Linked DNA regions of Mus musculus: region 1 is linked to region 2. Evidence: chromatin contacts called from ENCODE Hi-C data. All regions are on one chromosome and are shown on one strand. Each heading gives the region's core, a stretch centred on a gene start or an enhancer-like site at or near the end of the contact. The rest is flanking DNA. Distances are from core to core; before and after follow the strand shown.

What was found. Hi-C counts contacts between places; a loop is a spot of excess contacts on that map.
Region 1: a loop to region 2 is called in a map of T-helper 2 cell, with 2.2 times the contacts of the local background. The contact joins two enhancer-like sites. A Hi-C loop is called at or near these places in 2 of 37 maps with a recorded cell type or tissue (T-helper 1 cell and T-helper 2 cell).

Annotation. Positions count from the first base shown.
Region 1 is chr13:95,954,839-95,959,581 of GRCm38, forward strand. It overlaps Sv2c (synaptic vesicle glycoprotein 2c), which reads right to left. Exons shown (of 13, transcript NM_029210.1): 13 at 4,605-4,743. Among named protein-coding and RNA genes, the nearest start is that of Gm24032, 60 kb to the left of the region's middle. Within about 2 kb of position 2,458, at least 1 of the 3 ENCODE cell types and tissues checked has a DNase peak (open chromatin) inside an H3K27ac peak, as active enhancers do.
Region 2 is chr13:95,533,873-95,539,154 of GRCm38, forward strand. No RefSeq gene overlaps it. Among named protein-coding and RNA genes, the nearest start is that of F2rl1, 11 kb to the left of the region's middle. Within about 2 kb of position 1,364, at least 1 of the 3 ENCODE cell types and tissues checked has a DNase peak (open chromatin) inside an H3K27ac peak, as active enhancers do.

The DNA.
Region 1 (4,743 bases), core at 1,208-3,707, 420 kb after region 2:
CATTTTGGCAATCAGAAATGAGACACAAAGGAGCATACCAGAAAGATGAGTTCACAGCAGGGTCAGCAGAACTTGATGGAGACTCCAGAAAGCTGACATGGGAGTTACTGAGGGTCACACATGCAGCACAGATATACACTACAACAGGGGGACTGGACCACACAGTGGGACAGCAGACAGAGCACTAAATATAGAAAAGAGAAAGAATACAACGCCTAACACCCATATACCCAAACCAAGGACAGGACCGAGTTGCCAAAAGCCGGGTGGGGTTATAGTCCGAGGTGGAAGCGGACCTCTTCTAGGGCTTTCCTTCAGCTAGACCCTGATCAGGAGCACATGGTCTGTTCAATGTATTCCAGGGTCAGGCAGAGACTATAAAACCACATTTGGGAAAGTGCGTGAAATAGCTAACTTACTGCAATTCTCCCTGAAGGAACAACACCCAGAGGCCAATGGGTTCTCTGGATGGCTGGTCTTAGTCTGAACCAATTAGGAATGTGGAGAGAAGCCTTTGAGTATTGACATGAGCGCATGCTAAATCTTTCCTTCCCATGGACTTATGAGTAATGTCATGCTGACTCACAAGCCCAAGGGGACATTCAACTCCACCTGGCCTGGATCAGTACGTTGGGAGGCCCCACCTCCTTCCCCAACAAACCCAGGACCCTGTGTATGCTACGGAAGCATGCTACTGCTGAGTTATGGGAAGTTAGACAGTCTTCATGGCTTCAGAGAGTGGTACATTGGCGAATGTTTACCAATACCTGGGGTGCTATAGGGGTAGGAGGAGTCTGACCTGGAGTATTTGTCACTTTCCATGCTGTAATTGTTACAGCTGTGGATGAGCTCAGCATAATGTCACTGACCCTGTCATTGGGACACCATTATTACAGTACTTCCAAAATAGAGATGTAATAGGCATATCATACTTTCCTCAAGGGCATGACTAATAAAAAAATGTAGAAAATAAGTAGGAAGTGATGAGTTTTGAATACATATTGCTTTAAAATATAGCTGATTTAATTGCAATGACGGCTACATTTCTTGACTGCCTTTCAAAAATTTCTGAAACGTAAGCCACTGGCTCTAAGATTGTGGTTGAGCCTGTTCCCAGCCATGGCTGGCTTTAGATGACACCATCCCTTCTGGTCTGGATGGTCAGTCCTCAGAGCACCAGGGCGCTGCTCAGGGACAGGATCTCCTTGGTGTCAGGGAAGGTATTTGGCTTGGTGTAAAAGCTTCTCTGAGTTTGAACCAAAGCCTGAAAGCTGTTGTCTCTTCTTAGTTCTCGATTTTCTTAGCTCTAGGGGCCATGCAAATATGGTAGGACAGGCCAAGGATGGGCAATGGTTGTAGTTTAAGCACCTGGCCTTCAGTTCTGTGTAGGTATTTACACAGACAAGGAGTGCCAGAGACTATATACCCTCTCTCTGTGTCTTGCTTCCTTGGAGGATCCAGAACCCCAAAGATCCTTTGCAGCTTCAAAACACTTGGCAACAACCCTGCAGCCCATTTCAAACTAGAACCTGTAAACTCCCTGGCCTCCTGGTGTCAGAACCTGTTTTCTGGGTGACTTATCGCAGAGGCAAGAGAAGGAAAAAGTCTGCAAGACAGTGTGACGGGGTCACAAATCTCTACCATCAGAAAGGAAACACCCCCAGGAGGGTTGGCTTAGAGGCTGGTCTCTGGCATGCTGAGGCCCTGAAAAGAGAGCTTCTAGCATGCCCAGAGAGGACACACTTACTGCCTAGCTCCCCATAAAGAACAGCTCTGGAGAAACAAACTTCTCCAGAGAGGCACCTGCTCTCTTTGCTGCTGTCTCTTCTTTGATCAATATCTTAGTGCAATTTCCTGTTGAGACCATTTAAAGAAACATAGACATGAATGTATGTGTGTGTGTGTGTGTGTGTGTGTGTGTGTGTGTGTGTGTGTGTTTTCAAGTACTGTTTAATACACCCTAGAAGCAGTTCATTCTCTTTCAGGTAACCCCCAGTCATGCATAGTTCTTGTACTACCTGTTTGTTGTAGATTATAACTTGCTTAACACTTGGAAAAATAAGACATTGATAGAGACCTAATACAAGATATACGACTGTCTTGTCTGTGACTCCCTGCTCTGTGTTCTCAAAGAAACACTACAAAGGGTTAAATATCTGTATACAGCCCAGAGTCTCAACACCTAGCACACTGGAGGCCAAGCCTTAGATGATATTAACCCAAAAAGCATGTGAAAGAAGAACAGATGTACTCTACCCAACTCTCTCCTCTACCCAGCTCCACCGGTTTAATCAGTGAGCTAACAGACACACAGACTGTGTACCCCGTGGCTCGAAATGCTGGGCTTATTAAACTGCATCTGGGTGTTGAGAAAAGTATAGGGAAGCCCTGGCGATCGATCGATGGTTTGTGTGTGGTTGGTGAGAGACTGTTGACAGGGGAATGGGACAGTCAAGAGTGAAAGCGACAGAACAGGACGTGGAGAGCTGCCAGCTTCCTGAAACAGGGAAAGGGCATGCACTATGGCTAAGAGATCCTGACAACTTCCTTTGGTCAGATGACAAGAGAAATTTCACCTAAAATAGACACTTCGCTCAGCAGAATGCAAACGTGAAGAAACACATCGGTTACTTCAGGGCACTCCACTGTGTAGATGTGTGTTTGTTGTCTCAGCATGCCTATTTTGGGGGTGAGGGGGTGAGGGGTAGGAGTAGTTGGTAACTATGTTTGGCACAATATGGGATTTAAGGGAAACCTGATATAGAGCCACTAGGCCCCAAACAATATGGTAATTGTCTACAGTTCCAGGTGAAGGTCAAATCTAGGCATCCTGGTTTCAGAGCCTTTTGTACATGAACACGTAAGGCATCCTGAGGAAGAACTAGGGAAAAGCCTTTTTGATAGAAGGTAGACACAAATTGGAGAATATCATATTCTATTGTGGTTGGCAGAGAGTGTTCCCACGGAATGCTCTGGAAACAATCCTAGAGTTTAGAATGTCTCCCAGGTATGCTAATCTCATTGCTGGAACGTTATCAATGGAACACTGGACTCCCCCTTGGTTGTCACACCCCTTCCTCCCCATTGATCTCTTAAGATATTCTGAAATTGAGTGAACTTTTGGTGCAAACTTGAGCTCTGATTGGATGAGATTTGCAGATGAGGGCCCATCTACCAATTTATGTGTAACCATTGAGAAGCACTAGATCCATTTAAGGCAGCATTTCGAGAAAATAGTGAAGTAGATGGATAGGGGACTCTAGGATACAGCCATGTGTGGTCTACTTCCAAGTGTCTGTCTTTTAACTGCAGTGTGTCTTCTGGGGCGGTACATTCCCTGGGTAGATAACAATGGCTCTGAACTGAGAAGCACTTAAAACCAGGGGGTGGGCATAGGCAACAGGACAAGTGCTCTAACCTATTGTATGAGTCTTCCCAAGCCAACTCCCACCCTCCTTAGAGACTTGCTTATTCTCTTGGAGAATAAAATAGAACCATTCTTTTTCTCTATAGATGGAGAAACTGAGGACCAGTATGCCCAGTGACTCGATTCTTGGCCTTTTGGCTGAGATCAAGTCCTTCTCCTTAGAAAGATCTCTGCCTGCTTAAGGACCCATTGCTCTTGGGTCATGGGCGAGTACTAGTATGAGATGAGTCGGGAAGTAGGACTGAATGTGAGGCTTACGACCCAATACATAGGGCAGAGCGTCTCACGGAAGCCACAGCTCAGAGCAGCTGGTTAGCTGGTGCTACTATTTGTTTTAATTTCTTTCCCATTGAGAGGAGTCAGAGATAATAAAACGTGGGAGCGTCCTGGGCTGATTCTGAAGAGTAACGGTGGGGATTTTAGTTAGAAAAGGAGTTCAAAATGCAGGTACAGATGGAGCTGTGTCACTTCTGAAACAGCTTTCAATTTCCTTGTCCTGTATGTGAATGACACGGGATAGCAGATGTCTACCCTGGTGTCAAGGCCCATGACACTCATAACTGGGGCTTCTGTCGAATCTCATGGTTGGATCTTAACCTCTAATTATACCTGAACAAGCCACAGCATGTATTTGAGAAGCAACAAGAACCCTGTCGTGGAAAGGAAAGGTTACACACAGTGAAGAGGCTGAGGGAAATGTGTGGGGAGTGGGCAAGACGGCAACCAAGAAGGCTTGTGACCACTGATTGTCCAGGAGGTTATAGAAGAGATCCCTCTTGGGCCACCTGGGAAGCTTGGGGTAGTTGACAGAAATGGTTTTTCTGAAGGGGACAGATGGTCTTATAAAGAAGGGTTCTGTTGGGTCATCCCATGCTGGCCCAACCCAGTGTCCAGATAAAATTCTGAATGACTGTGTCTTGCAGTTTGGAATGTACTTGTAGCTAAATCAGGGAGCAGAGACAATTTGAGAGTAAAGACTATCCAGTAAGATCACTACCACAGCAGGCCAGAGTAGAGAAAGCAATGCCTTTGATTTGTATGGTTTGTTTGCTTGTTTGTTTGTTTGTTTGTTTGTTTTGAATGGGAAGATAGGGATTCATATCTTACTTTTGCAGCAATTTTGTTGCATGCCACATTCAACCAAAAGGTCTGCTCTGGGCCTCAAACATGTTTTTTTCAAAAAGAAAACAACCATGGTGCAAATAGGAGAGAGAAATGAGCCTGCATGGAAAAAAAAATAGATACTCCTTAGGTTTTTGAAACACAGATTTGTTTCCCAGGGATGAGAAACAGAAGCGAGTTCTGTTCTGGCCCTG
Region 2 (5,282 bases), core at 114-2,613:
GGAATCAGAAATGCTGCCTTTCTCCACACTCCAGAAGGGACCATGTGGAAAGGAGTCAGGACCTGGACACAAGGTTCCACAGTTCTGGGTTAAATCTTTCTTCTATCACTTACTAGTTTTATGGTTATGAAGGCTAATTTTGTCACTAGTTTGACACCTCTATACCACCCATCTGTTGTGAGAATTCTGAGGACCCACAGGTATTCCCACTGGGACTAAGAGGTGGGATCAACTGGGTTTTAACTGGAATCCCCGCAGTGACTACAGAGACCTGGCAATATCCCCAGGAGTGTCTGGATTTGTGTGAAAGTCAAGGCACCAGGTTGCAGAGTGACTGCAGGGAGACCTGGGGGGGTGTGGGGGGGAAGGGGAGGCACTCCTGGAAGACGGCGGAGGAAGACAGAGGAAGGGGAGTCTGGGAAACTCCCGGAAGAAGTGGGGAGGGGTCAATTCCCAGCTGCTGCCAAGTACCACAAACCAGTTTGATCCTGTTTTGCTTTTGTGCACTGATCATTAACATTTGAAGGAAGAGTTTGTAGTGAGCCCTGCTGTGCATTCAAGGGAAAAGGGAGAGGCTGCGGAAGGCAGGAAGTGAAAGTGCTTTGCTGCTAGCCTGGTTTTTTAGAGTTTAGATCCGCTAGCAATCCTGGACCTTTCCTCTCTGGCTGATTCCAAAAGCTGTCATATTTATAAAGCCCAAAGGGCCGGAGGGCTTGTCCAACTCAGAAAATGTAACAATTTTGGAATTAAAAAAAATGACTACAATAAGCAAAGGCAACAAAGTGTCACCTTAACTCCTTACCTCTTACAAAATGAAGAGTGCATTGGCTTCTTGATAGAAATGCCAGGATTCAGAACTGGTTTTAAAAATAGATGCCACATCTTAATACGCATTTCCTGTGTGCAACACAACATGTTTGTGTTAACAGAAGATAGCATGCTTTGTTTTCTTTCTTCCTTTTTTTTTTCACATTTAGAAAAGCTATTGATTTTTATTTCCACTGGGTGGACAATTACAGTTATTTTCCCCGTATGAGCCCCCTAAGAGTAAATAGCTATGTTCTGTGTTCAGGTTTGAGTTCTGGAAAAATAGCCATGCACTGGCTAGGATCCTATCTACCTGTCTTACCCAGCTCTTCTGAGAGCTGCAAAGTATCTGGGACTCTCAGCACTAACGTCCAGTTACTTAAGTTCCAGCCCGGTGTCTCCTAAGTGAACAGAGCCTTAGGGAGGTGCACATGACTCTCCCCCTCCCCCAGGTGTGAAGAATGTTAGTGTCTTAACCCTAGGACAGGTAGTTTTGAAGATCATTTAAGAAGCCTCTTTGTTCTCCCAGGATACCTCCTGCTTTGCGGTGGAAGCCAAGGTCTGAACTATAAATGGGTTGAGCCAAGTGGAAAGCAGCTGGCGGCATCTGCTCTTATAGTGAAGGTGTCCTGAGTAGCTCAGGGCGCTTAGAGAAGCCTATGGAAAAGGCCAGAGTGTGCCAGAGAGGCAAGAGCAGAATTCCATCCACGGGGCATCATTTCCAAACTCTCTCACCCTCTCTCCTTCACCTCAACTTATTTCTTGCATCTTTCCTGGGAGCGATCTCCTGCCAGTTTGAGTTCAGCTGGGGGAGGGGTGGGCGCACACAGCTTCAGAGCCTAAGAAAATTAGCATACACCCTCCAAAGGGTCAGCACTGGAAGCCAGAACAGTGAGTGAAGTCAAGAGGAGCCTGGGAAGCCGACGTGGGGAGCTTGGGATGAGGTCAGGACTCTACAGGATTGAAGTGCTTACTCAATGCCCCGCGGGCTCTCCAAATAATCTTTAAAGCTGCTGCTGGCTGGGCAGGTGCTAAAGTCCCTCCTCCCTCGATGAGTCACGGGTCTCCCAAAACCAGTTTTATTTTAGGGCTGCTGAGATGCCGGCAGAATAACAAAGAAAGGGGAGCTATACTAGTTAGCAACAGGAGTTATTGAGGAAAATGGTTTGCACTTAACTGATACTTCCAGGCTTTTGAGTTCTCTGTCCTTGGGACAATTAGCTTATCTGCACCTCCCAGATTCCTCCTTCTTCAGTCAGATAAAGATTGTCACCTAGGCGACAGAGCCTAAGGGTCTTGATAGGGTTTGTTTTCTCTGCCAATTAAGGATCTAAAAGGCAGGGGAAAACAGAACAAAACAAAACAAAAAAACATAAGCGCCCGAGAGATCTTAAACACCTCAGAAAAAATCAGCAGCTAAAGAAGGGTGCTTATTCCCGCAAGGAAACGCAGCCCACCAGCGGGCACACAGAGAAGGAGAGTGGGGACTTCGAAAGCCCATATATCCAGTTTCTTCTCAAGGCCTGGGGAGGGGGGAGGGGGAAGCACTCTGAAGAGCTTTCCTCCCCTAACTCAGATCTGGTTAGCTTGAAGACAGATTGGATGGTTGATGGGCCCACAACGGTTGGTAGCTTGTTGGGATCTGGCCTTGAATTTGGTTAGCCTGATGGTGGGAGACAAAAGCCTACAAGGCCTTTGTTTTAAGCTACCAGGCTTTTGTCTCAGCTCAGAGGGTGAGGAAGAAGACAGCCATCTTGGAAGTTCAAAACCTTTATTACCTACCCCATGGAGGCACCTCTCCCTGTGATATGTTAGAATAGTGGCTCAAGTCTAAACATAGGACACCAGGCCAAAGCAGTTCCACGAGTAAGAGGTTTATTGGGAGAGAAAGAGGCAAGATGGCAGCGGAAAGAGAAGAGGGGAAGAGAGAGAGAGAGAGAGATTGGGGGGGGGCTTTCTTTATACATGGGTGATGACCTAACACAGGTAAAGGTGGGAGGTGAGCCAAGTGGATTCTGGGAATATGGTGGCTGTTGCCTTGGCAATAGGTCTTTGGGTCCCACCTATGTGATGCTGCGGGTTTTGGAGATCCTGATACCGACACCCTGCCTGTCTGCCTACAAAGGACCCTAACTCCTAGTCTCTCAATGGACTTAGTTCTGAGATTATTGCTCAGATGGCAAGAACTAATACTTGTAGAGTGCCTAGGATAGAGTTTGGCACAAAATTTCATCCAAGTGGGAATTGATAGGTTATTTCTCTGCCAGTGTAATGAGCCAGTTCAAACCAGATTAGGATATATTAAATGCAGGTTGATTGGGAAGCTGTTTGCTGAGTTCAGAGTTCACTGAACCCAAAGACCAAGGCCAAAGAGGGGGCGGGGGGGGGAGAAAGAGAGAAGAGAGAGAAAAGGCACCCTAGCAGAGAGAGATGAGGAGAGGGGGAGGGAGAGGGAGGGGGAAGGAGAGAGAGAGAGAGCACAGATTGTCTGGATTATATAGGAAGAGTCTTGGGGAAAGGACAGCCCAGCCTCTGGGCTGGAGAGTTCAGGGTTAGGGCAGGATATACCAGGTAGGGACTGGGGGATGCTGGGAAAACCTGGAGGCCAGGTCTGCTTTGACATGTACAATATACACCTCACTCCCTTGTCCTTGTGTCTGAAACCAAACCAAAATTTAAGAACTAGTGTTACTTTATTAATGGATGTTTGTGAATCTGTACCCCAGAAAAAAGGGCTCTGTCTGCATCTATCCCTAATTGTGGACCAGTTCTTGTTAGTGATCTGAATGCTAACAGTACTACTTTTATTTTGCTTTTGAGACAGGGTCTCATTTAGCCCAGGTTGGCCTCTGACTTGCTCTGCAACTGAGGTTGGCCTTGGACTTGTAGTCTTTCTGCCTCTACATACTGGGTGCTGGGATTTCAGTGCGCCCCAGCATATCTGGTTTACACAGGCCTGGGGACTGATCTTGGGGCTTCTTATGTGTCAGGAAGCCCTCTACCAACCAGATACATCTCCAACCCTCAAATATTTTTTATATTTTGAGGAATAAACAGAAGTAACCTCCCAAGTTGACCCTGTAGCAACAGAGAAAGGGGCCCATCTCTATCCCCTGAGGAGAAGAAGGTGAAGCCAGACTGCACACGGATCAAAGGAGCTGTAGAAGTACTATTTGGGGCTTTTCTATGCCTCCCTTGTTCCTGAATAATGACACAGAGACCTTTATATTTATTAATAAGCTTCAAGCACTGTATCTGGGCAGATGCTCATCTATTGTAACCCGACTATGCTGGCTCCTTCCCAGCTGTGAACCCCCTTACCCGCCATCTTAGTCTCCCCATAGCTGCTCCTGCTCCACCTGTGTCCCCTTGGCAACTTTCCTCCATCCTCTCTCCTCGTGGGATCCCTCACTGAGAGTAAAGTCCTGCCTTAACTCTTCTGCCCAGCTATTGGCTGGTCAGCTCTTTATTAACCAACCAGAGGTAAAGGAGAACAATTTTTACTGAGACAGGAGATGCTTGCCAATGCCAATTCTGGACTGCACCCAGATCTCTGGGCACAGAAATCAGCTTCTGAATAGGCAGTGCACAAAACCATCCTCCAACGTGTGCTATGCCATGACACAGGCCTGCCCACAGGCATTCGGACTTCTGGGAGTTTTACTTGTTTGTTCGTTTGTTTTGTTTTTATTTTTAAACCAAATAGGATGTGGAGCCCTCGCCTGATTGATGGGAGGAAAAGCAAGTCTCTGGGGCCTGTCTGGGGCCTCAGGTGTGAGTCAGGTGTGGCTTTGATCTGCTGTCACCTGTCCCTGGGAGGAAGACCTGCCATTGAAAGGAAGAGCTCTGCAGCAGTTTGTGTTACTGGGCCAGCCTCCCTTCCATCCTCTCCCGCACCGGGTCCAACACAGGCCCAGGCTGGATGTCTGTCCTTCACAGTGCCCTCTCTGGCCCAGAGCATGTCAATGGACGTGTTGGCATCCCTTCCCCTGCCCCTCTAACAGGTGAGCAGAGAGTCCAGGCCCTGTGTTTTACACTGGTGATAGATGTCCTATCACTCACTGACTGGGGTGTTCTGAGATGGGAAGTTTTCTCCACAGTACTTAGCCCTGGGGGAGAATACTAACAACTAACACTCCACGGATTTTAAAGATTTCCTCCTATTCCACAGATGTTAAAGGAAAAGAAAGAAAGAAAGAAAGAAAGAAAGAAAGAAAGAAAGAAAGAAAGAAAGAAAGAAGGAAGGAAGGAAGGAAGGAAGGAAGGAAGGAAGGAAAGAAAGAAAGAAAGAAAGAAAGAAAGAAAGAAAGGAAGGAAGGAAGGAAGGAAGGAAGGAAGGAAGGAAGGAAGGAAGGAAGAAAGGAAGGAAGAAAGAACAGCAATGAGCATTTATATGTAGAAGAAAACCACTAGGACCCCACTCAATTGAAACTAGACAAACAGCAGCCAGAAGGGAAGGTCCACTTGTCCAGCAA